Regions from separate parts of the Homo sapiens genome. Here region 2 is linked to region 1. Evidence: chromatin loops called from intact Hi-C (ENCODE). Cell type or tissue: endothelial cell of umbilical vein. All regions are shown on one strand. Each heading gives the region's core, and the rest is flanking DNA. Links, peaks and the distances in the headings are about the cores only. Region 1 holds the start of LOC105376437 (a long non-coding RNA gene). Region 2 has its middle 41 kb from the start of HACD1.

Region 1 (16,335 bases), core at 5,375-7,874:
CTCTGAAACAAACAGCACTTTAATCGACACCCGAGGGAAGGAAAATTCCTCATGCCTTTTTCTCATCCATTCGTTTTTACATAAAACACATATTCAGAATTTATAATGTTTCAATACTGATATTGAAATAATATGACTTATTTTGAGCCCCACATAAAAGTAACAGTTCTCCCATACTTTTTTTAAAGGAATGACCAATTAAGCTTTTTAAATTGATTTTTACTTGTCTCTATATTTAAGAAATTTAAATTTACCTTTTTTTTCTTATTTTCTTTTTAATTGTTCTTTTCATTTAAGGAAATACATTCAAACTCACAGTTTTCCTGTTTGGTAGTCAACACTCTTAGTGGACAGGAATGTTGACTGTCTTTTTCACACTGTATCCCCAGCACTTTGAACCACACTGTTACTTAAGTAGGTGATAGAAAACATTTGCAGAATGAATGGATCCATAACATATTAAAGACACAGATTAGGAGTTCATTGGCAAAATATGCATTATGATGATGTCTCATAAATGTAAATAAATTTCATAGTATTGTTGGGACTCAGAAAATAATACCTCAAAATGAAGGTCTCAGAAGCAAAAATTTTTTTTCTTTTTCCTGCCCTCCGTCTCTCATCCCATTCTCTCCCAAGGCTAGCCATGGAAACTAGAATCTTTCTTCCCCAAGGCAGGTCATAGAACCAGAAATGTTTTTCCCCCAAACCAGCTAAAAAACCTAAAAATATCATTCTAACTCCCCCATCCCAAAGTTTCCATGTAAAAACCAGCCATAAGGGCTGGATGTGGTGGCTCTTGAACAATCCCAGCATTTTGGGGTGCCAAGGTGGGAGGAGCACTTGAGTCCAGGAGTTTGAGACCTGCCTGGGACCCAGACTCTACAAAAAATTAAAAAATTAGATGGGTATGGTGGTACAAGTTTGTAATCCCAGCTACTCAGGAGGCTAAGGCCAGAGAATTGCTTGGGTCCAGGAATTTGAGGCTGCAGTGAACTGTAATCGCGCTACTGTACGTAGCCTGGGTGCCAGAGGAAAACCCTGTCTCAAACGAAACAAAACAAATAACCCACAAGCCATAAGGAAATTATTTGATCTACCTTGTTTGACTGATACGGTTGGCTGTGTCCCCACCCAAATCTCATCTTGAATTGTAACTCCCATAATTCCTTCGTGTTGTAGGAGGGAGCCGGTGGGAGATAATTGAATCATGGGGGTGCTTTCTCCCATACTGTTCTCATGGTTGTGAGTAAGTCTCACGAGATCTGATGCTTTTATAAGGAGAAACCCCTTTTTGCTTGGCTCTCTCTCTTTGCCTGCTGCCATCCATGTAAGATGTGACTTGCTCCTCCTTGCCTTCACCATGATTGTGAGGCCTCCCCAGGCATGCAGAACTGTAAGTCCATTAAACCCATTTTTCTTCCTGGTCTCGGGTATGTCTTTATCAGCAGCAGGAAAACAGACAAATACATTGACTATAGGTCATAAGACCCTCATTCCAGAGAGGGTTGTGCCCCATTCCCAGATGGAAAAATTGCTGCACAGAGAGGCCAAGAAGAATCTAGATAGAAAGTCCTTGCTGGGTTTCCCCACTCAGTCCATTAACATTAGATCAGACCCTTTTGTCCAAGCCTATTTCTACATGGCTGTTCATATTCTGTTGCACCTAAGTAAAAAATTGACAATTACCTTTGTATCTTTGGGTCTTCACCTAAAGGCATTCACATCACATAAAACTAAGATCAAGGCCGGGTGCGGTGGCTCACGCCTGTAATCCCAGCACTTTGGGAAGCTGATGCGGGCAGATCATGAAGTCAGGAGATCGAGACCATCCTGGCTAACATGGTGAAACCCCGTGTCTACTAAAAATACAAAAAATTAGCCGGGCATGGGGGCGGGCACCTGTAGTCCCAGCTACTCGGGAGGCTGAGGCAAGAGAATGGCATGAACTCGGGAGGCGGAGCTTGCAGTGAGCCGAGATCATACCACTACACTCCAGCCTGGGCAACAGAGCAAGACTCTGTCTCACAAAAAAAAAAAAAAAAAAAAATTAAGATCAAATAAATGTGTATGCTTTTTCTCGTTAATCTGCTTCTTTTCAGTGATTTCCAGTGAACCTTCAGAGGGTGAAGAGAAAGTTTTCACTTGGCCCAGACAGTATCTTGAGTTTTTTTTTAATTTCGGAGGCTTCTTGAATTTGAAAATGGCAGATCTATGGAATTCACCAGCATGATAAACACACAGACCATAACATTTTCTGCTTCTGAAACCCTGGCAAGCCAGACTAAATTCCATTTTTATTGGGGAAAGGAGGCAAGTTCTCCAGTGATGTCCTCATCTGCAGTATTCTTTCAGGAACAGAAAAAGCAGAAAGTGTACAATAATAGCTGGGGCCAGGCACAGTAGCTCGTGCCTGTAATCCCAGCACTTTGGGAACCCAAGGTGGAAGGATCATTTGAGGCCAGGAGTTTAAAACCAGCCTGGAATACATAGCGAGACCCCATCTGTACAAAAAAATAAATAAATAAAACATAAAATAATAGCTTATTGATCAAGATCCACAGCTATAAGAAGTGCACCCACCACACCCACTCACAGCATAGGAGCAAGTGGTAGAAGGCAGAAAGAGAATCATTCTTAACACAGAAGCAAGAGATTTTCAGCCTCAGCATCTGAGAGTGGCCTTTCCAGAGGCTCTGGTGAAGCCGCCTTGTCCTAAACTGATGTGGAGTCCTGTAATAATCAGTTAAAGGCTTTGTTAGTGGCGTGGGTATGTTATATGGCTCTGGATTTAGCGGGTGGAAGAAAGTCAAAAACCTTTGAAAAATGTAGGCTAAAATGCTTTTCTCTGTGGTCCAGTTGTGAGTTCTGTCCCTCTGCTGTGATTCTCAGGGAACACTTCGCATGCACGGATTGGCTTCCTTGTTCCTTAACTGGATGACTCCTAAATTTGACCTCCAGCTTTGTCCTCTCTAATGAACAGAAAACACTCCTGTTTCTGGAAGCTTCCTGGATATCTCGCCACTGTGATTTCCCACCAGCACCTCACTTAAGTTCTTATCTGCTCCTCCTGCCCAAACTAAACCTTCCTCTTGGCCTATTTCCTATGATGATGCTATTGAGCCACTGTCAAGCCTCGCAGGTTAGATTTCCTAGATTTATCTTTATCTTTAATTTCTCCCCCTCTTTTCACCTCTTCAATATATTTTCTCTGTCACCACCTTCCCCTCTTCTAGCATCGAAACTGGTCCCTTGACTTCACTTACTTCCTAACCTGATCGATCCTATATGGCACTTCCAAAATATTTTTCTTCAGAGTTGTCACACGTAGGTCTCATGCCATGCTGCTGTTCCAAGAACAAATTTGCAGTTTCTCTCCATTGCAAGGCAGTTGAGATGAAACTGAGTAGGAGATGGGTAGGACTTATTTCCCAGTCTCAAGAGGATGAAGTGAAGAAACTAGGCTGGGATCACACCTGTAACCTCAGCACTTTGGGAGGCTGAAGCAGGAGGATGGCTTGAACCCAGGAGTTCAAGACCAGCCTGGGCAACATAGCAAGACCCTGTCTCTACAAAAATTAGCTGGGCATGTTGATTTGTGCCTGTGGTCTCAACTACTCAGGAAACTGAGGTGGGAGGATTGCTAGAGCCTGGGAGATCAAGGCTGCAGTGAGCTATGATCATGCCACCGTAGTCCAGCCTGGGCAACAGAGTGGGACCCTGTCTCAAAAAAAGAAAAGGCAAAAAAAAAAAAAAAAAAAGAAAGGAAAGAAACCAACCAGCAGGAACCAGCAGAAGATGAGGAAAGTGATCACCAGCTATCTTCATTGCTTATTAGCACAAGACACTCCCCCCAGCGCCATGACAGTTTACAAATGCCATGGCAACAACCCAGGAAATTACTTCTCCTTTCCATGGTAACAACCTGGAAGTTACTGCCTCATTTCCTAAAAGTTCAAAGTAACTCCCCCTCAATTTGCATGTAACTGAAAGTGGGCTCACGTGAGTATGAATACAGTGGCCAACAGCCCAGGCTGTTGCTGATTGTGGTGCCCTGCTTGTGAGTTAGCTCTACTCCATAGGGAGCAGTAGCATCCAATTAAAAGATTGCTGTCTTAACTCTACTGGCTCATCCTTGATTTCTTTCCTGGGTGAAGCCAAGAAACTTCGTGGGCTTAGCGCCACTTTGACGGCTCACCTGTCCTGCATTAACTCCACAGTCAATATCCAAACTACAAACTATACCCTTGTTGTTATCAGCACCGGGACACCAAGGTTCAACATCTGTGTGAGCTCAGATATCAACTTTTTATGTGTCAGTTACTTCACTTGAAAAGTGTTCTGTTAGGGTTGTGTAAAGATTGAGTTAATATATGTATATTAGGCACTTAGAATAGTACCAAGCGCTTAGTAGGTATTATATTGGTGTTTCTTGTTATGACCAGTCTTAGAGCCTAACAAATAGAAACACCATTTCCCAAACATGTCTTCACGTTTATCATTTCTCAACTGATAGAGTTTGGCTCTGTGTCCACACCCAGATTTTATCTTGAATTGTAATCCTCCTGTGTAAAGGGAGGGACCTAGTGGAAGGTGATTGGATTACGAGGACAGTTTCCCTCATGCTGTTCTTGTGATAGTGATTGAATTCTCACGAGATCTGATGGTTTTATAAATGGTAGTTTTTCCTGAGCTCTCTTGTGGGTCCCCACGTAAGACGTGCCTGCTTCCTCTTCTGCCAAGATCGTAAGTTTCCTGAGACCTCCCCAGCCATGTGAAACTGTGAGTCAATTAAACTTCTTTCCTTTATAAATTACCCAGTCTTGGGCAGTTCTTTATAGCAATGTGAAAAAGGACTAATACGTGAACTTTTGCTCAAATTGTTCCCTCTGCCTTCAATGACCTTTTCGTCATATAAAGTCTACCCATTTTTCAAAGTCTACCGCAAATACCAATACTTCCCTTGAAATTTTCACTTAAAAGTCTTGTCTTTTTTTGAATTCAGGATAATACATCTGCCCCAACTACCTTTATTCGTAAGAAATAAAATAATATACACTTCGGTATTTTAAAGTCTCTATGTAAGATGATATTCTATAGAGCTGTTATATTACTAAGTTGGTCTTTTTGTTACAGCCATACTCCAAAAATTTTCATTATGTTATTTTATTTCATTTGTCAGTGAATTTGAAATCATTTTCAAGAGCAAAATTAGAAACAAAATCCCAGCTTTAGGAAGAAATAAATCAGAGCTTTCCAAAACTAATATTTTAGGATTTACGAAGGTTTTTAAGAGAGAAGAGTTTAAATATTTTTAAAGTATAGACTTATAAAGCATTTCTGGGGAATCTGAAGAAACAAATATAGCATTACACCAGTATTATGCTATTTAATTTTATTTCAATCAGGTGATTTTAAAGTTTGAATGGCTATTTTTTTTTCTTTCAACTGTATTTTCTCTGCTATATTTCATGCATTGTAAGACTTTAAAGGTTGGCCCCTTGTGGAGACAAATTACACCTGGGGAAATTAGCCCAGGTGTTGGCAATTAATTGTGGAGCCAGAAACTCCCCAGTGATGTGAGACGGAGCCTTCCCACCGTGTTCTCTGGACTCCTTTTTCTAAGATGCTGGCTCTTCAATTTTAATGAGGGAAAAGTGCCCCCCTGTGGTTTGTACTTGGACTTGGTTTGTTTTTTTTTTTTTTTTCAATGTAAATATTATGTTCTTTCCCAAGGAAAAGCCGGCAAAGCTAGGAAGAAGGCTGTACTCATCTGGATTCTAATTTTCTCCTCTTTGGGATCCTTATCAGTAGCAAATCACCTTTTAAGTCATCCCTTCACCCGTCCACCAGCCTCAAATCCATGCCCTCACACTATCCCACGTCCATTCTCACCTAGGTGCCTTCAGAGCCAGGATCCCTCCAAGAGCTCACCCATCCTAATGTTTTCAGGAGGGAAACAAACAGAAAATGCTTTCAGTAATGGTCTGTGCTGGACTCCTCCCTCCTTTCTCTAGTTATTCTTTTCCCACTCCCACTCCTCCAACCTCCCTGCCACACCAAAATTTCTAATTCCTCTGATGCATATCCTCTCATCTGTGTTTATTCTTTCAAGAAGTTTATTTTAGGTTTGTGTGCATTTATTTTTTTCTTTTTTTGAGATGGAATTTTGCTCTGTTGCCCAGGCTGGAGTGTGGTGGTGCCCAGGTTGGAGTGTGGTGGCACAATCTCAGCTCACTGCAACCTCTGCCTCCCAGGTTTAAGCAATTCTCCTGCCTCAGCCTCCCGACTAGCTGGGATTACAGGCGTGTGCCACCACACCCGGCTAGGTTTTGTGTTGTTAGTAGAGATGGGGTTTCACTATGTTGGCCAGGCTGGTCTCGAACTCTCAACCTCAGGTAATCCTCCCACCTCGGCCTCCCAAAGTGCTGGGATTATAGGCATGAGCCACCGCGCCTGGTCTTGTGTGCATTTCTTACTGTATTACGTAAATGGTCTTGAGCTACAGGTAGCATTCTTTCTTCCAACTGTTACTCAGCACTCTGTCTTTGAGAATGAGCCATGTTGCTGTGTGGACATTCAGTGCATTGCTTCTAAGGGCTGCCCTGTGTTCCACAGCAGACATACAGAACATTACACTAATCCTCTATCCCAGAGATAGGTACCCTGATGGCCTCTAACTCCCACAAACAATGCTATGATGAATATCCGTAAGCCTGTTCCAACGTGGGCCTGTGTGTGAATTCCTTCCAGAAATACCAAGAAAGAGAATTCCTGTATCCTAGAAATATGCATACTCAGTTTAAAGATTTCCTGCCCGGATGTTCAAGACTGCAATACCAATTTATACTTCCATCAGCCTATTCATGAGGGTGCCTGTAATTCCACATCCCTATCCTTTGCCAGGCTATTGTGTGGAAATGATACTTCATTGTATGTTGACTTACAATTCTGAGGAATAATATATTGGAGCAACTCTTCTGTTTGTTAACTTTTATTTGAATTTTCCCTTCTGTAAATCACCTATCTGTATTCTTAGATTTTTTGTTTTGTTTTGTTTTGTTTTGTCAGAGTCCCTACCTTCTTCTGGTTGATGTGCAGAAATCCCCAGTTCCTTGTGTTTTCTAGGTTTCGGTTCCTTGTCAGCTTTAGGCCTTGCCAATGATTTCTCAATATCTGTCACTTCTAACCTTGTCTGTGGCATCTTTCATTGCATGGAAATCCTTAGTTGTTTCTTTATGATACATCTTTTGCAAAAATAGAAGAAGCCTTTTCCTATCCCTCATGTAAGGGGATATTCTCATGCTATATTTTCTATTAAATCTGATATGTATATTTTTCATATCCAAGTCTTTATCTGGAGTCCAACTTTGCAGGTGGTACATAGGAATCAGTTTCAACTTTCTTTATATGGGAGTCAGTGTTTCCAACATCATCTGCTAACATGTATGCTTTCATATTAATCTGTAGAGCCATCTTCATCATATATTAAGTTGCTGAATTGTCTGTTCTGTTCCATTGTTTTACTGTCTGCCTGTCTACCAATATCACACTGTTTCTAGCACTGTGAGGCTTTGTAGTATGTCTTAGTATCTGATAGAACAGGAGCAGCCACATTTCTCATTTTTGTAAAGATCAAATTGACCATTCGTGGACCTTTAGTCTTTCACATGAATTCTGTAGTAAATTTAACCACGAATTTCATTGAAATTTCCTTGACTATATAGATTAATTTGAGAAGAATTGACAACTTTATGGTATTAACATCCATCCAGAGACATTGAAAGCGTATTTAGTTGGATTAATTGTTATGTCCTTTGTTCAGTTGAAAATTTTTTTCTCAAAAAAGGTTTATTCCTTGTTAATTCCTAAATACCTTTAGTTTTTATTGAAATTGTAAATCATGCCTTATTTTTCTTATATTTTCTAGACAGTTAATACAAGCATTAAAAATTACTGATTTTTATGTTGATCATGTATGCAGCAACCTTGATCAACTCCCTTCATTGTTCTAGTAGCTCATCTATTGATTCCATTCCTAGGTAAATTATGTTATCTATCTCTTTCTTGACCAAGCTTTATACACCATTTGTTTTTCTTTTTTTTATGGCATTCACTGGGATTATGTTAAGCAGTAGCGGTGTTAGAGACATACATTCTTGTCTTTTCCTCTACTATAAAGTGAACTTTTTTGTTTTGGGGTATATAGTGGTAGGAAAAATATCTCCTTTTTTCACTTTTTCACTTTGTTACAGAAACTCTGAATTTTAACTAGAGTTATATCCATCCAGAATTAAGACTGCCTTTACCATCCTCTCTTGCAGCTAGATATGACCTCGTAATTAAGTTCTGGTCAATGGGATATGAGTAGAAGTTGATGTGATCATCTTTTGCTTGTAACTTTAAAAAGGGCCACCCTATCAGGAATCCCGTAGATTGCTTCTGGAGGTAGAGAGTATGCATGTAAGAAGAGAGGTTAAATGAAGCTTCCTTTCCCATCACCCATATCAGAAATGGGTATGTCTTCCAGTTCCTTGTTTCTGGTGGCTGAAATGCAGATATAATGGTGGTATCCAGAGTAACAATAGTGGATCATACAGATGAGGCCAGCACCTCAGGATGACACAACAACATAATAGTAGGAGAATAGGCCCCCATACCATGAAATTGCCGCATTAATCCTGAACTGCTGTTGAACAAACAACACACACTTGGAGAAAGTACTTAAATTTTTATGTATACCCTCATGTTTAAATGCCATATGGCTAGATATAAAAATCTTGGCTCAAAGTTCATTTCTCTTTGTTTTAAAATGCTAAGCCATTGTTTTCTTGTAACCAGCATTGCTATTGAAAAGTTTGATTTTTGTTTCTCTGTAGATGGTCTGCTGTTTATCTCCAGAAACTTATAATTCTCTTTGTCTTTGATGTTCTGAAATGTGACTATGGCATCTAGGCGAGGGAGTTTTTGTTGCTGTTTATTTATTTAATGTATTCATCATGCTTCATGCTTGGTGAGCACCTGTTCCAGTCAAGAATTCATCTTTAAACTCCTCAAAAGAATAGGCATTTTGAGTAGATAGTCTCCCTCAGTTACAACCTACTTGCCCTAGAGAGACAGAGGTGAAGAAAGTGCCAGAGTGTGGCTAGTCATTTTTCGTATACTGTTATAAACTCTTCATTCTTGGAAGGCTTTTGTTCTGCTCTGATATTAACCTGAAGACCCAGGCTATAATGGCTGATTCCTGCAGTGAAGAGTGTAGCAACCATTAACCCAAGACCTTGGAAGAAAGAAGAAACAGCAGAACATTAAAGCTTTTTTCAAGCTGTGCTCTCACTGTGCCTGTGAGATCCTTCTCCTCAAGCTGTCTCTGTCGCTCCAGCCTGGCCCCCATTTCACCCACCATCCACACACAGGAGTTCACCCCACTGTTCACATTCCCCAGGATGTTCATGCCATATTTATGTTAGTTTCTCAGCTCCAAGCTTCTGTCTTACTACTAGATTCTCCAGGGTTGATTTGGGAAAAGAAAGCCAGCAACCCATCCTGGCTCACCATCCTAACGAAAAGCCAAAAATCAGATACAGGAATTGTTTACGAGGCTTTGGCTGGGTGGAGTTATGCACACCTGTAATCCCAGCACTTTGAGAGGCCAAGATGGGAGGATCACTTGAGCCTAGGAGTTCAAGATCAACCTGAGCAACATAGTGAGACCCCTGCCCCCCATCTCTAGAAGTAAATAAATATAAAAAGAAGTCTTAACAATTGGCAATATTGTTGCATTAATAGTCAGACTTTTAATCTGGAAGGAAGGGAAGTTACCTTCACTAGAGCCTGGAGAAGAAAGTAAATTCATCCAGATGCAACGTTGCTGGACTACCTGACCACTTTTCCACGCTCTGTAGGTGGCTACAAGGTACTCAGACAATCCCTGAGATCATCTCTGGTGAAAAACATGACCTGGGGAAGGGTAATATTTGGAAATTCCCTAGGAGGCCACCCTATCGGCCGTAGATTGAAGGTTAAGAGTATGCATGTAAGAAGAGAGGTTAAATGAGGCTTCCTCTCCCATCACCCATCTCAGAAGCATATCACACATTGAACACAACCAAATAGGACTGTTCTGGGTATGCTGTGGTTTTTGTTTTTTTTCCCCCAACTTTGCATGGTTGTTCATTATCTAAATAGGGATTGCCTTAGGCACCTAAGGGAAGGTCATCCTCTAGGCTGCTTTTTAGCATGTAAAAAATGCAGGGTGAAATTGTGAAAGGACTATTAATGTCTGCATAACTCATGGCTGCTGAGTCAACTTGACTTTGGCTGAGCCCAAGGACCATTTAGAAATCATAGCCTCCGGACATTGTCATACCCTGATGCCCAAAAGAAACTGTCTGGGGCTTCCATTAAACTGATGGATGTCAGGAATGGGTATAAAAGTTCTAAAATCTTGCATGAGAAATTGGAAGGGTCTGAGTTTGTTCTCCTACCTTTTCCAAAGAAAAAAGGGAGAGATATCTAATCTTTTAAAGTAAGCATTAGAAAACTCCAAATCCAAATGACAGAAGAGCCACTTCTTAAAAAAAAAAAAAAAAAAGCAAATATCAACGGAAGGTGATATTGTTAGTAATCAAACTGGATTGATCCAGATATAACACTATCATACACTACCTTTATTATCTGCTTCTCAAATTTCCTTCTCTCTATCGCATTATCTCCCTCTAGGGACACTTTTGCCTATCAGTATTAATTAAATGTGAATGTTAACATGTAGGAAGATTTATAACTTCCTTGGCCTGACAGCTGTGCTGAAACTGAAATGCATCAAAGAGGATGAATGGCCCCGTCTGCCACCCATGAATGATGATCACTTCTCCAAATTGGCCAGAGAGTTTGAAAAAGTATTTTGGGGAACTTGCCAGCTAAGACTTTTCCATTCCACCTCCTCACCTCTTTCTAACCACTGCCACCATCATAAAAGAAGCACGTCTATATGAAGCACTGTGGAAAATTGGGGCCCAGGTGTGAAAAGTGAAAAAAGTGGAGTGAAGACCTGGTAATCAAATGCCAAATTGCAAAGTTGCAAAGAACAAATATTTTGGCCTAGAATCATCCCTATTTGTATCACAGCCAGTTTAAGCAAATAGAATAATATGTGTTCATATAATCTATCGGTACAGATTTAAAATGGGTCAGAAACAAAATTTTTGTCCTATTTTAGACTGTGGATCCAGATGACAAAAACAATGGATGTCAAAACACCTCGGAAGTTTCAGAACAGAAAATAGAGAAAACAAATTTGACACTGGAGTCATCTCTGATCATGACATTTCATACAGTTCTCAAAACCAACTTATCAAGAATTTAAAAACGTATCTATGTTATGGTTTATAGGAATTGCATGAAGCTTTATTCCACTTTTACTATGCATGCCATCTATTTATATATTCAAAGAGTTTACATTAACATGACTTTACTATGATGTCTTTGTAGCTTTATTAGTATAACTTGATTGGCATAACTTGACTCTTCCAGGGTACTCTTGCCCTCGGAAATGACTTGATTGTTCGTTACTGGAAGTTCCCAAAAGATCTGTCAGCTTTTCACTGGGAAGCATCAACTGTTGGTTTACAATTCTGTCAGACTCTTGAACCCCTTGCCTCAAATTCTTTGCCATGCTACTTCCACTAACTCTAAATTGGTAAACATGATCCTGACCCAATCTTAGTCAAACTCTTGCTTTGAAAGCCCCACCTTAAACCAAACTTCCGATTCTCAATAAAATCTGACCTTGCCTTTCTCCCTGAAACCCTGTAGAAACTCTGCCAAGGGAGCATTCTCCCAGAGCGTGGTAAGCAGTAAACTCAGCTTTGTCTTACCAACAAGCTGTGTTGATGAGAGCTGAGAAACATTCAACAGAAGAGCATGCAATATTGCTATATATTCATTAAAAGCATTTAGAGCATACAGAAAAAAGAATGACATAAATGACAAATTATTTTTCACTTTAGTAAAGATTTACGTGGGAAAGAGGCTGATGGAGAGATTTTCAATTGTAATAAATAGTAAATGTGTGGGTCTTGTGCTGCATATATGCATGCCCTGTATAAAGCAGCAAACCTCCTGCCCAGCACCCCTATTCCTCATATCTTGTTGCCCTTTTTGGTGGGTGGAGGAACGATGGTGGGAGCTTCAACACTTACCACCATCTGACACACAAACATACACATTTGCTTATTTGTTTACTGTCTGTCTCTACATTCAGTCCTAATATAATTGCCCAGTGAGTTCTTCCTGACTGATGTACAGGAAAAACCACTTCACTTAACCTGTGGTATTGCAGTAGAGAAAGAGTTTAATTAACCCAAGGTCTCCAAGTGGAAGGACTGGAGTTATTACTCAAATCAGTCTCCCTGAGAACTAAGGGGCTAGGGATTTTATGGATAATTTGGTGGATAGGGGCCAGGGAATGGGTACTGCTGATTGGTTGTGGGTGAAACTATAGGGGTGTGGAAAACAGTCCTCCTGCACTAAGTCCATCTCTGAGTAGGGGCCACAGACCCATTTGAGTCATGAATCACAAATCCAGGTGGGGTCAGTCAGTTGCCAGAATGCAAAAGTCTGAAAAACATCTCAAAAGACAAATGTTAGGTTCTACAATAGTGATGTTGTCTATGGGTGCACCTGGGGAAGTCACGATTCTTGTGACCTCTGGCCACATGACGCCTGAGCAGTAAAGGATCATAGAAACTACACCCGCATTTTAGCAGATTTCAGGCCCTCTTGTAATCTTAATCTTGTGGCCTTTTATTAGCCTTACAAAGGCAGTTTCAGTCCCTGAACAAGGAGGGGATCAGTTTTAGGGAGGGTCTGTTATCATCCTTCCTTCCAAGTTAAACTATAAACTAAATTCCTCCCATGGTTAGTTTGGCCTCTGCCCAGAATTGAGTGAGGACAGCTGGCCTGTGAGGCTAGAAGCAAGACGGAGTCAGCCACACTAGATTCCTCTCACTGTCATAATCTTTGCAAAGTTGGTTTCACTAACTCAAATATAAACTTCATGAGGGCAGGGACTTGGTTTATTCTGTGCTGTATCCTCAGCACCTAGAACACTGCCACATTTACAGTGAATATTTGTTTAAAGAAGGAAGAAAGGAAGCAAAGAGGGAGCAGAGGGGAGAGGAAGAGAGGAAGGGAAGGCAGAAGGGAGGGAGGGGGCAAGCTAAATTATGGGAGGCGAGGCAGTCTCATGACAAATGCCCAGACTTGGAAGTTAGATCTGATTCAAATTCATTCACCAACTTACTAGCTATATGACTTCAAGCAAAATACTACAATTCTTGATAGCCTGTTTGCAGGTTCTAGCAGGGGAATGCAGCTACTCATGTACCCTTAACCAAAGACCTGTCCTCCTCTATCGGGGTTGGTCTTCCTCTTCAACCTAGCACACAGCTTCAGGAGGGATGCACATGGGGCAGTGAGTGAGGAAGGGGACACCCACCTAGCCAGCCAGATCAGCCACATCAACCCTGGCCATCAAGGGAGTGACAGATGCCACAGCCAGATCCCCCTCACATCCAAAATACTTGAAGCCTCAATTTTCTCATCTATAAAATGGAGGCAATAATATCCATATTGCATAGTTGCAAGAACAGAAAATGTATAAAAATATCTGAAAAGTATCTAGCATAGTTCCTCGCAAGCAGTAAACTGTTAATAAATACAAGATCCATATGTAAAAAAATAAAATTCTTAGTTATTTAGGAAAGAATGATAGCTAAGCTTTGCATTCTAAGAGAGTGGAGGCATCTGCTTACATATTTTTGTAGAAAATGGGATATTCATTGGAAAAAAAAACACCTAGATGAACTTTTTAGGTTTAGAAAATAGGGGTCGTTGGGCAAGTCATAGAGAGAAGAATTTAGTCAAAGGTGCTTGCTTGTTTTGCATAATTAAATGATGGGTATGAAAACTTTGTTTTCTGGTGGGAACTCAGGAGATAGTACAATGTAGACTGAGTGATGGGGAATTCCTTCTTCCTCTACTCACCTTAGGTTCATTAGCTGGATCCCTGCAAATCAGACTGCTGAAAGTCAGATGAACAAGAGAAAGGCCAGGCACGGTGGCTCACGCCTGTAATCCTAACACCGTGGGAGGCCGAGGTGGGTGGATCAAGTCAGTAGTGCAAGACCAGCCTGGACAACATGGTGAAACCCTGTCTCTACTAAAAATACAAAAAGTAGCTGGGGATGGTGGTGCATGCCTGAAATTCCAGCTACTCAGGAGGCTGAGGCACGAGAATTGCTTGAACACAGGAGGCAAAAGTTGCAGTGATCGGAGATCACAACACTGTACTTCAGCCTGGGCAACAGAGTGAGACACTGTCTCAAAATAACAACAACAACAAAAAGTTTATTAACACGTCCATCCTGCATACACACAGGAGAAGTTAGTGATGAGGGACTCATAGGGGTGGTTAGAACCTGGGCTTATATAGCATTATAATAAAAGAACAATCATTTTACAGAGAAATGACAAGACAAAGGAAAAGGGCTTTGGGCTTTTAGGAACAACAGACTGTAAGAAGGTGAATGCATGGAGGAAACTAATGGAACTTAAAATAAAAAATAAAATAAAAATTTAAGGGTGCTCCAGAATACTTGGTGATCCAGACAAATAGTATTTTCATACAATATTTGTATGTTTTTGAAACAGAGTCTCACTCTGTTCCCCAGGCTGGAGTTGAGTGGCACGAACACGGCTCACTGCAGCCTTGTCCTCCTGGGCTGAAGCGATCTTCCTGCCTCAGCCTCCAAAGTAGCTGGGACTATAGGTGTGCATCATCATGACTGGATAATTTTTAAATTTTTTGTAGAAATAAGGGTCTCATTATATTACCCAGGCTGGTCTCGAACTCCTGAGCTCAAGTAATCCTCCTGCATTGGCCTCTCAAAGTGCTAGGATTACAGGCGTGAGCCACGGTGCCCGGCCTTCATACAATATTTTAATAAATCAAAATTAATGCAAAAAGACCCACGATAGACAAATATCCAATTTTTAAATAAAGCCAGGATCATTATGACTGAATTTTTTTTTTCTTTTGGCCTCAGGCTGCAAATCTGGCTCAACACAGCACTGTGACTGATTCTGACTTTATCTGAAATTTTTTTTTTTTAAACAGTGTCTCGCTCTGTCCCCAGGCTGGAGTGCAGTGACATGATCATAGCTCACTGCAGCCTCGACTTCCTGAGCTCAAGGGATGCTCCTGCTGAGCTCAGCCTCCTGCAGAGCTAGGAATACCAGCACATGCCACCATGCCTGCCTTATCTAAAATTTTGATATTTTGTTCATCATGGATATTTTTATATTAATTTTGATATCTTAAAATATCACATTAGTCAGGGTTCTCCAGAGAAACAGAACCAATTTAGATAGAAGAATCAATCTAAATCTTTTTTTAGATTTATTATAAGATACTGGCTCATGTGATTATAGAGGTGAAAATTTCCTCCCTTCTGCAAGCTGGAGACCCAGGAAAGCCAGTGGTGTAGTTGGAAGGCCTAAGAGCCAGAGAGCTAATGGTGTAGATTCCAATCTGACTCTGAAGGCCTGAGAACCAGGAGCATCAAGAAGAGAAGAATATTGATGTCCCAACTCAGTGGTCAGGCAGTAAAAGGGCGGATTCCTCTTCCTCTGCCTGTCTGTTCTCTTCAGGCCCTCAACGCATTGGGTGGTGCCTGCCCTCATTGGGCAGAACCATCTGCTTTACTCAGTTCCTCCATTTAAATACTAATCCCTTAGTATTTAAGAGATTGGGAGGCTGAGGCAGGAGGATCGCCTGAGCCCAGGAATTTGAGGCTGCAGTGAACCGTGTTCATGCCAGTGCACTCCAGGCTGGGCAACAGAGAGATGGCTGTTCCAAAAACATATTCAACACCTTCACAGACACACCCAAAAATAGTGTTCAATCAGGTATCTGGGCATCCTGTGGCCCAGTCAAGTTGACACAGAACATTAACCATTGTAAATATTATTTATCCTAATTACTGCATGTTTTTTTTGTACCCTCTGAACTTTTACACCAGAAGTGAGTGAGGCCCTGGACCAGCCAAATTCTAGCTCTGGGCCGCGGGTATTGTGTTATGTATGTGGATTTCATGGCAGTCCAAGCAATTTAAGAAATATTGATTGAACACCTGCTGAGCATCAGGCATAGGGTTCAGTTCTAGGGAGTGAGTAGTAAGCAAGATAGTCAGTCCCTGCCCTCATGAAGCTCACCGTCCACTGAGTGAAATGTACATGAAACAGTCAAGATGATAAGTGTTATGGAGAAAATAC
Region 2 (16,335 bases), core at 9,077-11,576, 100 kb after region 1:
ATAATAAAAGTAGAAGTGGGTAATTACTGGAAAGTATTGAGAAAAGGAATGACATGATTTCACGTTATTTATTTATTTTTGAGATGGAGTTTTTCTCTGTCACCCAGGCTGGAGTGCAATGGTGTGATCTCGGCTCACTGCAACCTCCGCCTCCTGGGTTGAAGCGATTCTCCTGCCTCAGCCTCCCAAGTAGCTGGGATTACAAGCACCAATTTCACTTTAGTTTAATAAAATAATTACTATGTTAAGAGTAGTCTATAGGGACCCAGGGATTAAATGAGGAAACCAGTTAGGAGGCAATGGCAATGATACAGACAAAAGAAAATGATGGCCCAGCCCAGGATAGGGTCAGCCATGGAAGGATGAAATGTCTGCATCTGGATATACTTTGCTTTTTGTTTTGTTTTGTTTTTTAGATGGAGTCTTGCTTTGTCTCCCAGGCTGGAGTGCAGCGGCGTGATCTCGGCTCACTGCAACTTCCTCCACCTCCTGGGTTCAAGCGATTCTCCTTCCTCAGCCTCCTGAGTAGCTAGGACTACAAGTGTGTGCCACCACGCCTGGCTAATAGTTGTATTTTTAGTAGAGACGGGGTCTCACCATGTTGAGTAGGCTGGTCTCAAACTCCTGACCTCAAGGGATCTGCCCGCCTCAGCCTCCCAAAGTGCTAGGATTACAGGCCTGAGCCACCAAAACTGACCATGCATCTGGATATATTTTGAAGGTCAAACCAGCAAACAGAAATATGAAAGAAAATGTCACATCAACAATGACTGCAAGGTCAGGGGAATAGCAAAATAGATTTGCCGTTTACTGATATGTGGGAGTTTATTAATGTGTATCTTTGGGGGAAATACAATGCTTTCTTTATTTTTGTTTCATGTTAGATTATAAGGTTATAGTTATAACTTACATGCTTAAGAATTCTGAGGACTATTTTAGGGTGCTCCTTTTCTTCTTCCAGTTCTTCCCAGTAACCAAACTCTGAAACTTCTTTTTCAAGAATGTCTCAAACACCTCATCCACCTTTGCCTTTTTACTCCTGTTCCTTCTTTTTGGTTCTCAGGACTTCTTGCCTGGAATCATACAACAGCCTCCTAAACTGGTCTCCAGCTTTCAGTCTTTGACCCTTCCAGTCTTTCTCACAATGACCAAAGGACAGACAGGATCGTCACCACCAGGTTCAAAAATCTTTGATGGCCTTTGTCTGCTAAATGAAGACCATGCGTCTCCGAGAGAGGCCCAGCATGTGCCCCTTGTTTTTTTGTGTTTTTGTTTTTGTTTTTGTTTTGTTTTGAGACAGGGTCTTGCTCCATCACCCAAGCTGGAATGCAGTGGCCCAATCTCAGCTCACGGCAACCTCCGCCTCCCGGATTGGAGCGATTCTCCTGCCTCAGCCTCCCGAGTAGCTGGGATTACAGGTGTGCACCACCATGCCCAGCTAATTTTTGTATTTTTAGTAGAGACAGGGTTTCCCCCTGTTGGCCAGGCTGGTCTCAAACTCCTGACCTCAAATGATCCACCAGCCTCAGCCTCCCAAAGTACTGGGATTACAGATGTGAGCTACCATGTCTGGCCCACCTTGTTTTTATCTTGTATGCTCCTTGCCTCTCTTTGCACCATCCGCTCCTCCCAGTCCTTCTCCAGCCCCCATACACATTTCTAACTGTGCATGTCAAAATGTTACCAATCCTTTCACAGCCATCACTCCAATGAAGGCTTCAAGCTTCACCCAGTGAGAATAATCCTTCCTCCCTTACATATTTACAACCTTTGGGCCTCTACTTAACACTGTGTGTTAGTTATTTATTTTTATTTTTCTATGTCTCCTTTTGGGTAGTGACTTACTGTATGAGAATACAGAAGGCCAGGCGTGGTGGCTCACACCTGTAATCTCAACACTTTGCGAGGCTGAGGCAGGAGGATTGCTGGAGGCCAGGAGTTGGAAACCAGCCTGGGAAACAGCGATATAAATTTTGCTGTAATTAATTTAAAAAATTTTTTTTAAATAGCTGGTGTGTGGTGGCACACATCTGTAGTCCCAGCTACCTAGGAGGCTGAGGTAGGAGGATCACTTGAGCCCAGGAGGTCAAGGCTGCAGTGAGCCATGATTGCGCCACTGCACTGCGGTCTGGGTGACAGAATAAAACTCTGTCTCAAAAAAAAAAAAAAAATACTGGGTCGGGCGCAGTGGCTTACACCTGTAATCCCAGCACTTTGGGAGGTAGAGGCAGGAGGATCAGTTGAGCCCAGGGGTTCAAGACAAGCCTGGGTGACAAGGCAAGACCTCTGTGTCTACAAAAATATTAAAAATTAAATTAAAGGGTATATACCCAAAATAATATAAATCATTCTATTACAAAGATACACGCACAGGTATGTTCATTGCAGCACTATTCACAATAGCAAAGACATGGAGTTAACCCAAATGTCCATCAGTGATAGACTGGATAAAGAAAATGTGGTACATATATACCACGCACTACTATACAGTCATAAAAAGGAGCAAGATCATGTCCTTGGCAGGGACATGGATGGAGCTGGAAGCCATTGTCCTCAGCAAACTAATGCAGGAACAGAAAACCGAACACCGCATGTTGTCACTTATAAGTGGGAGATGAACAATGAGAACACATGGATACAGGGAGGGGAACACACTGGGCCCTGTCGGGGGAGTGGGGTGGAGGGAGGGAGAGCATTAGGAAAAATAGTTAAAGTATGTGAGGCTTAATACCTGGGTGATGGGTTGACAGGTGCAGCAAACCACCATGGCACACGTTTACCTATGTAAAAAACCTGCACATCCTGCACATGTATCCCAGAACTAAAAATAAAAATTAAATTTAAAATAAAAATTTTAGAAAACATCGAATTTGTCTTATAAACCAGGCATCCACAGGGTTCAGTAGAGTCATTCTCCTAATTGGTCCCTAAAAAATATTTGTTGTGGGCTTTAATAGCCAAATGCTGCTGCATTGAGAATGGTCTTAATATTGAGAAAAGGTTCTGCAGGATTTGGGGTTGGCCCTCACATAAACAGTAAACATATACACATTCATTTTTCAACTGCATTTTCCCTTATATTATTATCATAGTCTGTTTAAAACGAAACTACCCAAACAATGTATTTTAAAGGTCATATTCAAATACTATCATAAATATAAGCTTCTCTAGAGTAATATTTAGAAAACATTGTAAAATAAATTAGATGTTTGCTTCCTCTGAGGCCAAGCAGGTTTTCATTTTCTTGTGCAAATAAAAAATATTGATTTTTCCTTTTTGTCTGAGGAAAAAAACAATCTTTAAAATATACTAGGCAGACTGCTTATGTGCTACAGAAGCCAGATGTCTCAGAGCACTGAAATAGAAAAATTAGTGCTGAATCTCATAATGTAAGAATATCTTAAGGGAAAAGTGACAAATGTTGTGATTTGGAAACTTGAGGCTAGCTAGTTAGATTCTGCCTAATATCAGGGGCACCTCCAGGATTTGCTTCACTGCTTATATTAATGTTATTGGTCTCAATGTCTTTTTCTTACTAGATTGTTGCCTCTAAAGCCACACTTTACTCCTGTGTATTAACATTATTTGTATAGGGCCGGGTGCAGGGGCTCATGCCTGGAATCCCAGCAATTTGAGAGGCCAAGGCAGGAGGATCGTTTGAGCTCAGGAGTTGGAGACCAGTGTGGGCAAGACCCTGCCTCTATAAAAATAAAATAAAATAATAAAATAATTGGGGTAAATATATTTTTCTGCACTAGATTATACATTTCTTGAGGGTGATATTCCGTAAAATTATTGGCATAAATATTTGTCCCCACTAGATTTTAAGTTCCTGGAGGGCAGGAACTGTGCTTTCTTTATACTCCCCATGGCTCTTACCATAGTGCTTTGCACTCAGCATTCCCTCAAGCAATCTTCACTTCATCTCGCCCCTTGACTACTACTCCTTTCAACTTTTCTTCCTTTGCCAAAGGACACTAAAATACCCAAGTGCTATCTATGATTTAAAACCTTGTATTTCTTGTAATACAGGTTCAGAAGCTGAAACGGAGATCCAAAATAATAGTAGTTTAAACAGCCCAGGTGTAAGCTTCCCAAGACTTACTCCTGCAATCTATCCTACCTGCACAGGTGATTCTGGGCTACTGTGTATGGTTGTGCAGGATGTGTACTGCACAACTCTACGGAGTCCCATTCACACTGTGGTCTATAGGAATGGTGCTCACAACTGCACGGCTGTATTCAGCAGCCCTGGAGCTGCTCCATGGTGGTAAATATCCATGTTCCTTTATTTTAATTGCTCCATTATTCTTAGGGAGTGTCAAGATCCATCATGTCCTAAGATGGATCGCTGGCTTGACATCCATATCCCACTAAGGGCATGCTTACTGGAAGCTGCGTGTCACTTCCACTCACATTCTGTTGACTAGAACTTACTCATACAGCCATGCCTCACTAGGAGAGAGACTGAAAAATATCTTTAGTCTCAGTGCCAAGTTAAAACTGAAGGGTTCGATTACTAGAAAAATGGAGAACTGATTTGGGGGACAACTAGAAGTCTCTACTACAAGCCAGAATGCCACCTTTCATTTTGGAAAGTCACTTTCATTTCAATTTCTACAGTCTTTATTACAACCATCACTACGCCTTGACTCCTGACAGCACAGCGCTTTTTCAGGCCCACTTTATTTGTTGCCTGACCTCCTGCAACAGTCTTCTAATATTTCCCTGCCTCTAGCCACTCAACTCCAATCTATGACTGATGGGAAATGCCAGATAACCTGATCCAAATCCATCTCTCCATTCTTAATTTTTCCTGCTCTTACACATGCTTTTGCTTGATTCCAGCTGAATTCCTCGTTCCTCCTTGTACATTCTGTATCTTCTTACCTGTGGCTTTTTGTTTGTTTGTTTGTTTGTTGAGATGGAGTCTCGCTCTGTCACCTAGGCTGGAGTGCAGTGGCACTATCTCAGCTCACTGCAACCTCTGCCTTTCAGGTTCAAGCAATTCTCATGCCTCAGCCTCCCAAGTAGGTGTGATTATAGGTGCGTGCTACCACACCTGGCTATTTTTTTTTTTTTTTGTAGTTTTAGTAAAGATGGGGTTTCACCATGTTGGCCAGGCTGGTCTTGAACTCCTGACCTGAAGTGATCTACCCGCTTCGGCCTCCCAAAGTGCTGTGATTACAAGCGTAAGCCAGAGCACCCAGCTGACTTGTGACTTTTCTCAGACTGTTTCTTTGCCAAATTGCCTTTCTGCCCTGATTCCATGTCACTATCTTAATTGCCTTTTCAGTCACAGCTCAAACTACCCACCCCCATCACTCATTACCTGACCCTTAGTCAGATCAGTTCTACTTCAAGTAAATATCCATATACTAATTTTTACTTCTTATTTACATGCAATTGTGTGGTAAAAGGTACATATTTTAAGGATCCAATTCAAAATATTTTTAATATCTGTATATACCTATTGTGGTTGGCAAAATGTTGGTCCCCATGACTCTCACCTAGTGTCACATCTGTGAACATGTGACATTACAGGCCAAAAGGGACACTGCAGGAGTAATTAAGGTTACTAATCAGTTGACTTTAAGACAGGAATATTATCGTGGATCATCCAGGAAGGCCCAGTGTAATCGCATGAGCCCTTAAAAGTTAATCTTTCTTTTTTTTTATTGAGACGGAGTCTCACTGTATCACCTAGGCTGGAGTACAGTGGTGTGATCTTGTCTCACTGCAACCTCCGCCTCCTGGGTTCCAGTGATTCTCCTGTCTCAGCCTCCCAATTAGCTAGGAGTACAGGTGTGTGCCACCACACCCAGCTAATTTTTATATTTTTAGTAGAAACAGGGTTTCACTGCTGTCTCTCTCTTGCCACCTTGTGAAGAAGCTACCTGTTTCCCCTTCCCCTTCCGCCATGATTGTAAGTTTCCTGAGGCCTCCCCAGCCATACAGAACTGTGAGTCAATGAAATTTCTTTCCTTTATAAACTACCCAATCATGGGTATTTCTTTATAGCAGTATGAGAATGGACTAATACAGAGACAAAAAGAAAAAAGAAAAGAAAAGAGTGGGACTGAAAGCACACAAATCCCTGCATGTGTGACAGACCAGAGACTCCTTTCTCTGGTCTTATAATAGTGATTGTATATCCAAGCAACCTTGAAATGAAAAGAGCTCCTGATATATACCGTAGGCAGCATTTCATTTTGGTGGAAGAAAGAAAGGTCTATTTAATAAATGCTGCTGGCATACTCTGAAATCAATGCAGGCAAAAATACAATTAGATTTCTATCCTATGCCATGAACGATCAAAATTTCCAATGAAAAGAAAGTTAGTCAAGCCATAAAAGAAGAAAATAGAAGAGAGTGTACTTAAGATTTGGAGGTGCCTAGGTCTTCTAAGCAAAACATAAAATCAGGGGAAAGATAGAATTTTGTACACAAAAATTTGAATGTCCTATAAGACAAAAGCCATCATAAACAAAGCCAAACACATGCACCTGATGGAAAGAAACATACATGGCAAAAAATGCACGTACATAACTTATCTATGCACTTACAAATCATTAAAAAAAGACTCATCATCCAAGAGAATACTGTGCAAACAACATGGAAGAGCAATTCACAGGAAAAATACAAATAGTAAGACCTGAAACCATAAAAACCCTAGAAGAACACCTAGGCAATACCATTCAGGACATAGGCATAAGCAAAGACCTCACGACTAAAACATAAAGCAATGGCAACAAAAGCCAAAATTGACAAATGGGATCTAATTAAACTAAGAAGCTTCTGCACCACAAAACAAACTATCATCAGAGTAAACAGGTAACCTACAGAATGGGAGAAAATGTTTGTAATCTATCCATCTGAGAAAGGGCTAATATCCAGAATCTACAAGGAACTTAAACAAATTTACAAGAAAAAAACAAACAACCCCATCAAAAAGTGGGCAAAGGATATGAACAGACACTTCTCAAAAGAAGACATTTATGCAGCCAACAAACATATGAAAAAAAGCTCATCATCACTGATCATTAGAGAAATGCAAACCAAAACCACAATGAGATACCATCTCACACCAGTTAGATGGTGATCATTAAAAAGTCAGGAAACAACAGATGCTGGAGAGGATGTGGAAATGGGAACGTTTTTACACTGTTGGTGGGAGTGTAAATTAGTTCAACCATTGTGGAAGACAGTGTGGCAATTCCTCAAGGATCTAGAGCCAGAAATACCATTTGACCCAGCAATCCTATTACTGGCTATATACCCAAAGGATTAGAAATCATTCTACCATAAAGACACATACACAAGTATGTTTATTGTAGCACTATTCACAATAGCAAAGACTTGGAACCAACCCAAATGCCCATCAATGATAGGCTGGATAAAGAAAATGTGGCACATATACACCATGGAATACTATGCAGCCACAAAAAGGATGAGTTCATGTCCTTTGCAGGGACATGGATGAAGCTGGAAACCATCATTCTCAGCTAACTAATACAGGAACAGAAAACCAAACACTGCATGTTCTCACTCATAAGTGGGAGTTGAACAATGAAATCGACACAGGGAGGGCAACAGCACACACTGAGGCCTATCGCAGGATGGGGGGCTAGGGGAGGGATAGCGTTAGGAGAAATAACTAATGTAGATGACAGGTTGATGGGTGCAGCAAACCACCATGGCACGTGTGTACCTATGTAACAAACCTGCACATTCTGCACATATACCCCAGAACTTAAAGTATAATAAAAAATGAAAAATACAAATAATACCAATAAGCACATGAAAATAGGTTCAATTTTAATAATCAAGTAAATACAAATTGGGAAAAAATAAAAAGATTTACACTATTTAGTGTGAGAATATGGGGAAATGTGCTCTCATACCTGGCTGCTGGAATTAAACTGATGTAGTTTTTGTGGGAGGAGTACAACTAGCAGCATCTACCAGAATCTAAAATGTGTGTTCCCCTTAATCTATCAATTTTACACTTAGGAATCTCTCATATGTGCATTCAACCGCACAAAGATACAACATACTTGGGCCTGTTACTTAACCTGATTCTTCCTTGGTGATACTGATTCTTGCTTGGTGAAATGTTTATGACAGTAGTGTATGCCTCATTTCATTGTTATTTTCAAATGAGATAAAGAATACATGGCCTGTACAAAGTAAATTTCAATGAATAGATCAAAATCAAATCTTGACGTTACTGTGATCCCCATTTTATTGTGACATGGTTGTTTTATGTACCTATATAGTTATAAATTATAAACAAAATGTCCATCAATAGAGAAGTATATATTATGAAAACGCATGTACATATACGTACATATGCACACAAATCTCCAAGAAGCTGTTCAAGCAAAATAGTAAAGTCACAAAATATTTATAGATTATTTCCCTGTATTTATCCCTCTGCGTGTGTGTGTGTGTAAAGGGAAAGAATGAATGAGTGTTTTATAAAGATTTAAAAGGACGCCAAAGTTTTATTAATGCCCTAAGTATTGGGCAAAGGGAATAACTGAAGAGGTACTGACACTGTTTTACCCTGTGTTATTCTGTATTGTTTGAATTCTGTCCTTTCTGAACAGCCTGTAGAGGTTTAATGTTCCCATTAAAACCAGTGAACTTGCCTCATCCAAAACCACAACAGCTGAACCGTTTGACTTCAATCAATTCTAAGCAACTTGGTCATCTGTTTTTTTCAGATTAGAAATGATAGAAGATAATTTATAATCCGTATTTTGCATACCAATGAGGATGAAAGAGACTTACATCTCATTTTTTTAAAAAGGGACTTAGGATAATGAGCTTAAATTTTTTGAAAAATCATCTTATTCCTAACAATGGCAGATTAATGAAGCATTTCTGAACGAAATTATTTCATCATATCTGATTAAGGAACTCTTCATTTGAGAAAGCTATAAAATTTTTATATTCTTCAGTTAATACTATACACAAAAGATTCTAAAATGGCTAACCGTACGGTGAAGGATGCACACAGCATCCACGGCACTAACCCTCAATATCTGGTGGAGAAGATCTTTGAACGCGAATCTATGAGTCCAAGTTCTGGAAAGAGGAGTGCTTTGGACTTACGGCTGAACTTGCAGTCGATAAAGCCATGGAGTTAAGGTTTGTGGGTGGCCTCTATGGTGGCAACATAAAACCAACACCCTTTCTGTGTTAAACCTTGAAGATGCTTCAAATTCAACCCGAGAAGGATATCATTGTAGAGTTTATCAAAAATGAAGATTTCAAGTATGTCCGCATGTTGGGGGCATTTTACGTGAGGCTAACAGGCATTGCAATTGATTGCTACAAGTACTTGGAGTCTTCCTACAATGACTATTGAAAAATCAAGAGCCAGAACCGAAATGAGGAGTTTGAATTGATGCATGTTGATGAGTTTGTTGATGAACTATTGCACAGTAAGAGAGTATGATATCATTCTGCCCCGGCTACAGAAACGCTATGTATTAGAGGAAGCTGAGCAACTGGAGCCTTGAGTTAGTGCTCTGGAAGAGGACATGGATGATGTGGAGTCCAGTGAAGAGGAAGAAGAGGAGGATGAGAAGTTGGAGAGTGCCATCAACTGATCACCGCCGGAGAAGCTACGGAGACTTGGACAAGTCCCGTTGCTCTCCCACACTGCGCTACAGAAGGAGTAGGAGTCGGTCTCCCAGAAGGTGGAATCGATCTCCCAAAAGGAGAAGTCCCTCCCTGCATCGAGAAAGGCATGGGAGCAAGAGTCCAAGACTTCACCGCAGCAGGTCCCGAGATTGGCAGCACAGATCCCATTCCAAGTCCCCAGGTCATCACTGTAGTCACAGACACAAGAACCACTCAAAGTCTCCCGAAAGGTCTTAGAAGAGCCACGAGAAGAGCCGGTGAGGGAATGAGTAATGGACTCAGTTTGGTTTTAGTCCACATGGCCTCCTGTGGATATAAGGATATGTCTATGTGGAAGGATTAAGATCTCCCCAAGGTAGATATAAGAATATTTTAGTTTTTTGGCCGGGCGCAGTGGCTCACACCTGTAATCCCAGCACTTTGGGAGGCTGAGGTGGGCAGATCACAAGGTCAGGAGTTCGAGACCAGCCTGGCCAATATGGTGAAACGCTGTCTCTACTAAAAATACAAAAATTAGCCAGGCGTGGTGGCGGACGCCTGTAGTACTAGCTACTCTGGAGGCTGAGGCAGGAGAATCACTTGAACCCAGGAGGCGGAGGTTGCAATGAGCCAAGATCAGGCCACTGTACTCCAGCCTGGGTGACAGAGCGAGATTCCATCTCAAAAAAAAAAAAGAATATTTTAGTTTTTTTCTTATCAAGTTTCTCAACCTTTATTTTTAATGAAGGAAGTGCTGAGTTTTGTTTCTCTTTTTAATCATAATCAACATTAGTTTTTGACCCAAGTAACGTTGACTGTATTCAAACTTATGAGAGTAGAGAGGATCTGGAGGTTGGGGATATGAATGACAAGGAAAGGATGTGGCCACCTGATAACCCTTTCCCTTTTTATCAAACCGGACACACCTGTTTCCCATTTATCTGTAGTTTAGTTTTTGGTTTGTTGTGGTTGGAACTGCTTTGAGAATCCTGGGATTTGTACTGCTGCTATTATTCAAAGACCAAATGAGTAAAACATAGTAGCTCCTAACTTTTTTCCAGCAGCAGCAAGTGGTAATAAACATGAAAACTGGTTAGCAGCAGTTTTGAAAGAACAGAATGCATTCAAATTTAAGGCTTCTTCTGGGTCATCAAAGCCAGTTTCATCAAACAGTTCAACAGAGAGTGGCACTTAATACCCTTTATACAGCCCATGGTTTCATAGTTTCATTTGTTCTTGCCCACAAGCTTGAAATCCAGGTTAAGGTATCCAGCCTTTATCACATAAGCATTGACATTATCCAGGCCTAGTCAGTAGCAGTAGGGTAACAGGATTGAAAAAGATTTGATGGAGAGGAAAGTATCTAATACTAGTCATGGTTTTGACCTAAATTGCTAGACAATAGTGCCATTCACAAAGTCAGAAAATACAGCAGGAAGAGATGGCTTTAAGAGGGGCAGAGAATTAGAAGATTGTGGTAGTAATGAAAATGATGCATTCAGTTTAACAAGTTTAATTTGAGACAGCTATGGTATAGCTAAAAAATAAAAAGCCCATAAAGTTGGAGATAGGGACTAGAGTTTAACATAGCAATCTAGGCCAGAATTGACAATGTTTAAGTAATTGTGGAATCTGTCAATAAGACTCTCCAGAATGTTTATATATATATGTATCAGAAATCCACACAACAGAACCATAGGCAACACCCACACTGGTGACAGGAAGAAGTAGAAGTCACCTATTGAAAACTGGAATGACCCGTTCAGAAAGACAGGCAAATTAGGAGAGAGTACATGAAAGAAGCCAGGGGTCAAGAATGCAGAAGCAAAGGAAGGACTAAAAAGCCTCCATGGACATTGATAATCAAGAGATTATTAAGATCTTTGCTAGAAGAGTTCCTTTACCTGTACTTAATTCCCTTAAAAAAAAGAAAAGTGATTGAATGACTTCCAGCAACTGTAGTCCCGGCAGGAACTGTGGAGACCAGCTGCCCTGTGGGATCCAGTTTTCCTTGGGAGGTTGTATCTGGTCATAAGATAAACATTCTATACATTCTATTGCCTGCTCTTGAACTGAAAGACTTCAACAGTATTAAAGCATTTTTTAATCTTATTTGAGCTTTCATATTCTTCAGTGATTCCTTTCATAATACCTGAGTTAATAAAAGTGGTCTGGGGCCGGGCACGGTGGCTCACGCCTGTAATCACAGCACTTTGGGAGGCTGAGGCGGGCGGATCACAAGGTCAGGAGATCGACACCATCCTGGCTAACACAGTGAAACCCCGTCTCTACTAAAAAATACAAAAAATTAGCCGGGAGTGGTGGCGAGCGCCTGTAGTCCCAACTACGCGGGAGGCTGAGGCAGGAGAATGGCGTGAACCCGGGAGGTGGAGCTTGCAGTGAGCCGAGATCGCGCCACTGCACTCCAGCCTGGGCGACAGAGCGAGACTCCGTCTCAAAAAAAAAAAAAAAAAAAAGTGGTTTGAGAGAGTGAAAGATCTCTTATGGTTTCTGATACAACTGTATAGGACTACCTTTTAAGATTAAATATAAGCATCCCTACATAAATGTAAAAAAACCTATACATAAAAATTAATAATATGCTGACTCAATGGAATTCTCTAAACGATCTTCTGTTGTGAAGATAGTAGCCGCACCGCCCCCCATCTTCCCTGGGGCATGTCAGGAGAGCAAAACCCCACTCTGCCTGCCCTAACAGCACTGCCAGGGGGTCAGGCTGGCTGGAAAATATCTCACCAGTGTCTGCCTCATTTGAAATAGTCACTGTCAAAAACCATGACCAGCAGGATACTGTATATATCCTAAAGGAGACCGAGCTACAGGAAACTCCTCTTTACTATGCTACTACTGAATAAACTGTAGCCTTCTACTTCTAATTCAAGATAAGGAAAACAGCTAAACGCTGGCAATCTTTCAAACTAGTAAAAGCAGAAAAAACTACGGGAAAAGAAAATTTTACCAAAACTATTCTCCGTAAGTGATTCCGTCCAAGAAACAAGTGAGGTAGGACTTCAGAAATTTCACCTGCTATGACTGTTATAAAACCATGAAAAGCAGCAATGTCATTAGTAACAACTAACATTTATTGGGTACTTATATGGGCCCACCTCTGTGCTACAAATTTATAGATATTACATCATTTGCTCCTCAGACAACTGCTTATTCCATTTTACAGATAAGGACTTTGAGGCTTAAGAAAGTTAAGTACTTTTTCTTTCAGTTCTATTGGGTACACTAAATATGGCATTTGTTAGAAGTTAAGTACTTTTTCCCAAATCTAAGGCAAGTTTCACTCCAAAGCCTTGGCTCTTAACCATGACACATGTCACCATTCCACTACTGTGACTGAGAATCTGTGAAGACCTGTCATGAGAATCTAATAACAATTATACCCTAAGGTATTGTGTCTAACTTTTATTTTGTTAGTATTTGCCAAAAAAAAAATACTTAATAAGTCCATCTTTACCCCTAAGAAAATACTGATAGCTTTAAACTAACCCATTTCATTTACTACAAGATTATAATTGGTACTAAAACAGCTCAGCCTTAATTCCTAAAACATTAAAATATATGTGGTAAAGGTTTCTTTGCCTCTGTTAATGTTTATCCAACTAAAAATATACTTTTAAGTAAGAAAACTGAATGTTTCCAAAGTTTACAAGCATCTAAAGTTAATTCACAGAAATATTTTTAAATGCTTTTTCAAAAACAAATAAAGCAAATAATATCTCCATAAACATATTAAATAATTTGGAATTTTCCAGGGGCAAAAATGCGTCATAACTATAAACATACAACTTGTAAAATAACCAACATTTTCACAAAATAATACTTTCTAAAAAACCTTTTTACTAGCTATGCTCACACCTAACTTTTGCTACTTGTCATTGTTATTTCATACAACTTACAAACAGACAGTATCAACTCTACTTCAAAAAAATGTATTTTGAACTTTCTGAAATTTCAATTCTCACAAGATGTAATACTTTTTCTTTTTTTTCTTTTTCTTTTCTTTTCTTTTTTTTTTTTTTTTTTTTTGAAGACAGAGTCTCGCTGTCACCCAGGCCACATTGTAGTGGGTAATACATTTTTAATGCTATAAATTGTTTCTATATGAAATTTCTCATATATGTTGATTTTGGAATTGAAACAAAAAAGTAATACCAGATTTTGGAGCAAATGTTTATGCATACAAGTTACGAATAAAGTTGTAACTTTGAAAAAATGAATGTTTGATGCACGAAAATCTACAGACTCCAGGCTAACAACTGTTCTAAATTCAGTTTTTCTTCTTGAGTACACTTAATGTAAATTAACCTTTCCATTTCCTCATTTCTTAAGATTAATTTCTGTTGCAAGGGTTTTAATAAAGTTCAGCGAAAGTTTAACTCAATAAAATCAGCTTCTGAACACATTAATTTAGCCACAAACCTATTTTAGTCAACTTATGATTAGATTAAAAATCATTCAGACAAATTATTTTGTGTCTTGCATATTTCTCAAAAACAGAAGCATATGCATTTCCCACAATCTTGAATATATTCCTCCCTAAGAAGGGGTGTGTGTGTGTGTGTGTGTGTGTGTGTGTGTGTGTGTGTGTCTGTTTGTGGGAGGGCTTATTAAAAAAAAAGACACTAGAAGTTCTATTTAAGTAACAACACTACTACAAAAAAATTTTTTTTTCTTTTTTTTTTTTTTTTTTTTGACACAAGGTCTCACTCTGTTGCCCAGGCTGGAGTGCAGAAGCGTGATTATAGCTCACTGCAGCCTCAGCCTCCTAGGCTCAAACAATCCCACACCTCAGCTTCCCAAGTAGCTGGAAGTACAGGCATGTGACACCATGCCTGGTTAATTTTTGTATTTTTTGTACAGACAGTTTCGTCATGTTGCCCAGGCTGGCCTCCAACTCCTGGACTTAAGTCATCCACCCACCTCAGCCTCCCAAAGTGCTGGGATTACAGGCGTGAGCCACCACACCTGGCCCAAAAATATTTTAACCTACTTTCTAGTTGTATCTAGTTTATATCATGTCATCAAATTCAATACAACAAAAATACCTAATTGGATTTTACGATTGTTTTTTCTTCCCAGCCACACTACTTAAGTGAATGGTCAGATAAATTGTATGGTTATAAAATATTTGCTAAAAATATCTGTCAGACTATGGACTATGCAGATATCATTTTTCATTTTTATAAACTTAAAACTACACTGTTCATTTTGATAAGAAACAATAGACATGACTGTAGGAATGCTGATTTTTTTTTCTTTCGGTTCTATTGAGTACACTGAATATGGCATTTGCTAGAAGTCATTCCCCACCTCCCCACCCCTTCTTGATATTTCTTTTTTTTCTCCCCACCCTGAGACAGAGTTTCGCTCTTGCCCAGGCTGGAGTACAGTGATGTGATTTTGGCTCACTGCAACCTTCGCCTCCTGGGTTCAAGTGATTCTCCTGCCTCAGCCTCCCAAGTAGCTGGGATTACAGGCATCCACCACCACGTTTGGCTAATTTTTATATTTTTAGTAGAGACAGGGTTTCACCTTGTTGGCCAGGCTGGTCTCAAACTCCTGACCTCAAGTGATCCACCCGCCTCGGCCTCCCAAAGTGCTGGGATTATAGGTTGAGCCACCGCACCCAGCCTTTCTCTATTGCAGTGTTTCTTAAAGGCTGGTGGGACAACTAAGCTGCTTGCACCATAACTGCCTAGCACCTTGCTAAAAAATTCAGGTTTCTTAGCCCCACAGCTGCTGATGCAAAATCTCTAAAGAAAGAATTCTGAGGTCCTCAGATGATTAATAAATGATTTGATCTGAAAACCGTTTTTCTACAGTCATTATCCTCAAAGTTAAACCACAAAATGTTAACTGAATTTAAGAAAAATTGTTAATTTTCGAATTGTACAAATTGAATTTAAATATGTAAGGCACGATCATTAATCAAGAAACAAAATGTATTTTTACAGCAATCTCAGTTTTGCATTATATATAATTTTAGCAAAGCAGGAGAAGATGGTAAGAGTATAAAGTAATGCGGAACAGAATGCTGCAGTTAAGAACTTTTGAGCAAAATGAAAGTATATTAATTAATACCCAGAATTTTCTAGGGTATAATCTAGAGGCGCAAACGTCGATGTGAAGGTTGAGTTCATAATATGCCTGGAAATTGCATATGCATAAATAATTTAGTGCTTTTTATGCGCTTAAAAAGACATCAGTCTTCATGTATGAGATCACAGCCATATTAATCTGGTTTTTAAAATCCAGGCAGGGTGTGGTGGCTCATGCCTGTAATCCTAGCACTTTGGGAGGCCGAAGTGGGTAGATCACTTGAGGTCAGTCAGGAGTTCGAGACCAGCCTGGCCAACATGGTGAAACCCCGTCTCTACTAAAAATACAAAAATTAGCCGGGCATGGAGGCGTATGCCTGTAATCCCAGCTACTTGGGAGGCTGAGGCAGGAGAATCACTTCAACCCGGGAGGCAGAGGTTGCAGTGAGCTGAGATCATGCTATTGCACTCCAGCCTGGGCAGCAAGAGCGAAACTCTGTCTCCATAAATAAATAAATAAATACATAAATAAATAAATAAATAAATAAATCCCAATGTCTTGTTTCACAAACTCCTATAAATTAGAACTCCTTCTATTATTAAAATACCCATGTGCAACCAAAACATTAAG

What was found. A loop is a pair of places that touch in the nucleus more often than their neighbours do. Peaks named below come from ENCODE experiments on the same cell type or tissue, not always from the same donor. Only the 100,000 strongest peaks of a DNase experiment are listed, where the experiment ranks them.
Region 2: it touches region 1 in a loop (2.5-fold over the local background); 1 of 110 quality-filtered maps calls a loop at or near these places.

What each region holds. Positions count from the first base shown.
Region 1 is chr10:17,469,134-17,485,468 of GRCh38, forward strand. It overlaps LOC105376437 (a long non-coding RNA gene), which reads right to left and starts at 3,854. Exons shown (of 3, transcript XR_930714.1): 1 at 3,780-3,854; 2 at 3,267-3,402; 3 at 2,506-2,733. RefSeq lists a silencer at 5,457-5,751. In endothelial cell of umbilical vein, for the core only: no CTCF peak of the experiment used is centred there; a DNase peak (open chromatin) is centred at 6,758.
Region 2 is chr10:17,568,292-17,584,626 of GRCh38, forward strand. It overlaps the pseudogene PRPF38AP2. Among named protein-coding and RNA genes, the nearest start is that of HACD1, 41 kb to the right of the region's middle. In endothelial cell of umbilical vein, for the core only: no CTCF peak of the experiment used is centred there; a DNase peak (open chromatin) is centred at 10,530.